2 separate regions of the Homo sapiens genome follow, and region 1 is linked to region 2. A link is a loop called in an ENCODE intact Hi-C map of the cell type or tissue named here. Cell type or tissue: Caco-2. All regions are shown on one strand. Links, peaks and the distances in the headings refer to the core of each region. The heading gives the core; the rest is flanking DNA.

Region 1 (2,812 bases), core at 156-2,655, 110 kb before region 2:
CAGGACTGCTACATTGGTAAGCGTAACTAATCCAATAAGCAGAGGTCCATGGGTGGTGACACACTCTGGAAAGGAATAAGCATTAGGACCATAGAGGACGCTCTACGACTAATGCTCGTCGGAAAATGACTAGAGGTGCTGGCATCCCTATGTTCTTTTTTCAGATGGGAAATGTTCCCCCTCAAGGCAAAAACACCCCTAAGATGTATTCTGGACAATTGGGACCAATTTGACCCTCAGACTCTAAGAAAGAAACGACTTATATTCTTCTGCATTACCTCCTGGCCACAATATCCTCTTCAAGGGGGAGAAACCTGGCCTCCTGAGGGAAGTATAAATTATAACACTATCTTACAGCTAGACCTCTTTTGTAGAAAAGAAGGCAAATGGAGTGAAGTGCCATATGTACAAACTTTCTTTTCATTAAGAGACAACTCGCAATTATGTAAAAAGTGTGATTTATGCCCTACAGGAAGCTCTCAGAGTCTACCTCCCTACCCCGGCATCCCCCTGACTCCTTCTCCAACTAATAAGCAACCCCCTTCAACCCAAATGGTCCAAAAGGAGATAGACAAAGGGGTAAATAATGAACCAAAGAGTGCCAATATTCCCCGTTTATGCCCCCTCCAAGCAGTGGGAGGAGGAGAATTCGGCCCAGCCAGAGTGCATGTACCTTTTTCTCTCTCAGACTTGAAGCAAATTAAAATAGACCTAGGTCAATTCTCAGATAACCCTGATGGCTATATTGATGTTTACAAGGGTTAGGACAATCTGATCTGACATGGAGAGATGTAATGTTACTGCTAAATCAGACACTAACCCCAAATGAGAGAAGTGCCACCATAACTGCAGCCCGAGAGTTTGGCGATCTCTGGTATCTCAGTCAGGTCAATGACAGGATGACAACAGAGGAAAGAGAACGATTGCCCACAGGCCAGCAGGAAGTTCCCAGTGTACACCCTCACTGGGACACAGAATCAAAACACGGAGATTGGTGCCGCAGACATTTGCTAACTTGCATGCTAGAAGGACTAAGGAAAACTAGGAAAAAGCCCATGAATTATTCAATGATGTCCACTATAACACAGGGTAAGGAAGAAAATCCTACCGCCTTTCTGGAGAGACTAAGGGAGGCCTTGAGAAAGCATACCTCTCTGTCACCTGACTCTATTGAAGGCCAACTAATCTTAAAGGATAAGTTTATCACTCAGTCAGCTACAGACATCAGAAAAAACTTCAAAAACTTAGAAACCCTATTGAACTTGGCAACCTTGGTTTTTCATAATAGAGATAAGGAGAAGCAGGCAGAACAAGACAAACGGGATTTAAAAAAGGCTACCGCTTTAGTTATGGCCCTCAGGCAAGCAGACTTTGGAGGCTCTGGAACACGGAAAGGCTGGGCAAATCCAATGCCTAATAGGGCTTGCTTCCAGTGTGGTCTACAAGGACACTTTAAAAAGATTGTCCAAATACAAATAAGCCACCCCCTCATCCATGCCCCTTATGTCAAAGGAATCAATGGAAGGCCCACTGCCCCAGGGGACAAAGGTCCTCTGAGTCAGAAGCCACTAACCAGATGATCCGGCAGCAGGACTGAGGGTGCCTGGGGCAAGCGCCAGCCCAACCCATCACCCTCACAGAGCCCCGGGTATGCTTGACCATTGAGGGCCAGGAGGTTAACTGTTTCCTGGACACTGGCTCGGCCTTCTCAGTCTTACTCTCCTGTCCCGGACAACTGTCTTCCACATCTGTCACTATCCGAGGGGTCCTAGGACAGCCAGTCACTTGATACTTCTCCCAGCCACTAAGTTGTGACTGGGGAACTTTACTCTTTCACATGCTTTTCTAATTATGCCTGAAAGCCCCACTCCCTTGTTAGGGAGAGACATTCTAGCAAAAGCAGGGGCCATTATACACCTGAACATAGGAGAAGGAACAACCGTTTGTGGTCCCTTGCTTGAGGAAGGAATTAATCCTGAAGTCTGGGCAACAGAAGGACAATATGGATGAGCAAAAAATGCCCATCCTGTTCAAATTAAACTAAAGGATTCTGTCCCCTTTCCCTACCAAAGGCAGTACCCCCTTAGACCCGAGGCCCAACAAAGACTCAATAAAATTAAGGAACTAAAAGCCCAAGGCTTAGTAAAACCATTCAATAGTCCCTCCAATACTCCAATTCTAGGAGTACAGAAACCCAATGGACAGTGGAGGTTAGTGCAAGATCTCAGGATTATCAGTGAGGCCGTTGTCCCTCTATACCCAGCTGTACCTAACCCTTATACTCTGCTTTCCCAAATACCATAGGAAGCAGAGTGGTTTATAATCCTGGACCTTAAGGATGCCTTTTTCTGCATCCCTGTACATCCTGACTCTCGATTCTTTTTTGCCTTTGAAGATCCTTCGAACCCAACGTCTCAACTCACTTGGACTGTTTTACCCCAAGGGTTCAGGGATAGCCCCCATCTATTTGGCCAGACATTAGCCCAAGACTTGAGCCAGTTCTCATACCTGGACACTCTTGTCCTTCAGTAAGTGAATGATTTACTTTCAGCTGCCCGTTCAGAAACCTTGTGCCATCAAGCCACCCAAGCACTCTTAAATTTCCTTGCCACCTGTGGCTACAAGGTTTCCAAACCAAAGCTCAACTCTGCTCAGAACAGGCTAAATACTTAGGGCTAAAATTATCCAAAGGCACCAGGGCCCTCAGTGAGGAACGTATCCAGCCCATACTGGCTTATCCTCATCCCAAAACCCTAAAGCAACTAAGAGGGTTCTTTGGCATACCAGGCTTCTGCCGAATATGGATTCCCAG
Region 2 (2,812 bases), core at 100-2,599:
TAAGTAACTTTTCCAAAGCCATGCAGTGTATGAGCTTTCTTAATCTATGTGTAGTAGCCTAGTTCTTCTCAAATTTTAATTAATCAAAGATGTTACATAACTTTTTATTCTAGGTGTCTCTAATATGGCACCACTGCCCTGAATCCAACCCCTATAACCCACTAACTAGTTACGAAAGGCCATGCTGTAGTTCAACTCACATCTTAAGGGAGAAAGTTCCATTTTTAAAGCTACAGCATGAGAGCTTCTGATCTGTTTCACAAACCAGTCTCTTCATTTTTCATTTCAGTTCTGTGTGCCTCACTTCTGATTTCTTCAAATTCAGAGGGTAGAAAGCAATCTCAGAAAGTGCTTAACTCAGTCAGTGTGCAGCCACCCAGAGACCTCCGGAGGAAAATGACAAGCACCAGCTTCAGACAGTGAAGGGAAAGGAAAGCCACGTGCAAATCTGGAATCATCTGCCATTAGCAAAGGTAGAAAATTATAGAGGAACTCTTTGGGGTCACAAGGATGTCATTTAGACCTCCGCAGCAGAAATTTTTTAAATAGTACCCTTCTGGATTCAATGATTTCACCTGCTTGCTCAAGTGCCTAATTTAGAACCAGCAAGCAAATTACAATCTACAGAGTCCAGGCATGAAATTATAAATGTTTGGTTTCTCATGGTCTAGATCTATCTATGTCTTCAAACCAGGGCTGAGAACAAAACCCCCCAATTTTCCCCAACAAAGATCCACCTGACATTCTGACATTTTGCAATATTCATGTATTCAGTCATTCATTCTTGCACACACTCATTTATCAAATTTGGGGGCTCTCAGATACATACCACCATGCATAATGTGAAGAGCAGCTCAGGCTCCTCGCAGAACAGAGCAAGGATGGTTTCCGAAGTTAGGAGACATGGAGAAAGCTGACTAAGATAAGCAAGGGCCCCCAATGCCTGGATGACTAGTTATCTGCTTTTCTTTATCATGCAGACTCGGCCCCTCAATGTTATTTAGAGCAAATATCAAATATTTTTATACAATCGTATGTTCTCTCTGCATTTACAACCTATGTCTTTTTTTTTTTTTGAGATGGAGTCTCGCTGTGTTGCCCAGGCTGTAGTGCAAGTGCATGATCACAGCTCACTGCAACCTTCGCCTCCTGGGTTGAGGTGATTCTCCTGCCTCAGCCTCCTGAGTAGCTGGGATTACAGACGCCCACCACCACACCTGGCTCATTTTTGCATTTTTTTAGTAGAGATGGGGTTTCACCATGTTGGCCAGGCTGGTCTCAAATTCCCGACCTCAAGTGATCTGCCCGCCCAGGCCTCCCAAAGTGCTGGGATTAGCATGAGCCACCACACCCAGACCCACCTGTCTACCTCTTTACTAATTTTTATTCAGCCTTATTTGCTTAGGTTTCACTTGGTATCTATTTGCTCTTTCAACAGAGTCTCTACTTAGATATTTCTGAAAAATTTTTCATGAATTGAACTTTGATACATTACAGCAGCTCACTCATCATATAATCCTTATGCAAAGTGAAGAATCCTCTTTGATGTGAACAGTCACCCCATATGGGTTTGCCAAGTTCACTTCTTTCTTTTTTTTTTTTTTTTTTTTTTTTTAGACAGCGTCTCGCTCTATTGCCCAGGCTGGAGTGCAGTGGCACAATCTTGGCTCACTGAAACCTCTGCCTCCTGGGTTCCAGTGATTCTCCTGCCTCAGCCTCCCGAGTAGCTGGGATTACAGGCACGCACCACCATGCCTGGCTAATTTTTGTTTTTGTATTTTTAGTAGAGAGGGGGTTTTACCATGCTGGCCAGGGCGCTCTTGAACTCCTGATCTCATGATCCGCCTACTCTGTCCTCCCAAAGTGCTGGAACTACAGGTGTGAGCCACTGCGCCCGACCAAGTTCACATTTTCATATGCTAACTTTCTCAAGCTAGGGCCACCTGTACATAAAGGAACAAAACAGCTGGAAAATAGAGTGGATTTGGCTAGGAATTTAAGCATGTTACACTGAAATAACTTTAGCTTTCAATTCTTAGTAAATTCTTCTCAATACATTTCTTTTAAATGTAAATGTCTTATCATATTTCATTTTTGTAAGGTGACTTATGAGTTATTTCTATTTTATGATGTCAAGTTACTGCAATGACCCAAAGTACTACAGTAAAATATCCCTAGAATATTTCGTATTGAGTGCTATGAAGTGGAGACTATTCTCCATTAGCCAGGCAATAGCCATAAAAACTTTTATTCTTTTCCCTTTCTCTTTCTTTCAAATTTTAAGCTATTACCTTTAGAGGTAATGAGTCTGATCATGAACTCACTCCCTCTCTGCTGTTTAATGAACCCCCTCATGGTTTTAGGACAGCAGTGAACCCTTGACATCTATTTACCTTCCATTATAATTTCACATCACAGTAACTGTTACTAGAAACGTAAACATAACCATGGAGTTTTTTAAACCCCAGCACATCTATTAAAATGAAATTTACCTTAAAATTCATGAAACACACAAGGTATATATCATGATTCATGTAAAACACAACATGTCGTGTAAGTTAATATAATCATTCTGAAGTAAATTAGATGTTGTTCACATTAGAGTATTTATTATGTTGGAATTTCCATGTTACTAACTGTTCAAATATTGCCATGTCAATGTTATTTCCCTAAAAGTAGAAATATTCATTTGAATGTACTAAATATACATTTACAAAAATGGCTTTTAGCCATCATGCTACTAACATCAGAAGAAAAGACTATGTCGAGTCATTTAAGCAGTCAAAGATGCGAAAGCAAAATTTGGTGATGT

Evidence for each region. A loop is a pair of places that touch in the nucleus more often than their neighbours do. Peaks named below come from ENCODE experiments on the same cell type or tissue, not always from the same donor. Only the 100,000 strongest peaks of a DNase experiment are listed, where the experiment ranks them.
Region 1: a loop joins it to region 2, with 4 times the contacts of the local background. A loop is called at or near these places in 2 of 110 quality-filtered maps.

What each region holds. Positions count from the first base shown.
Region 1 is chr7:108,339,638-108,342,449 of GRCh38, forward strand. The region is part of intron 2 of NRCAM (neuronal cell adhesion molecule); the gene reads right to left. Among named protein-coding and RNA genes, the nearest start is that of NRCAM, 120 kb to the right of the region's middle. In Caco-2, for the core only: no CTCF peak of the experiment used is centred there; DNase peaks (open chromatin) are centred at 964 and 1,494.
Region 2 is chr7:108,445,670-108,448,481 of GRCh38, forward strand. The region is part of intron 1 of NRCAM (neuronal cell adhesion molecule); the gene reads right to left. Among named protein-coding and RNA genes, the nearest start is that of NRCAM, 9.4 kb to the right of the region's middle. In Caco-2, for the core only: no CTCF peak of the experiment used is centred there; a DNase peak (open chromatin) is centred at 1,308.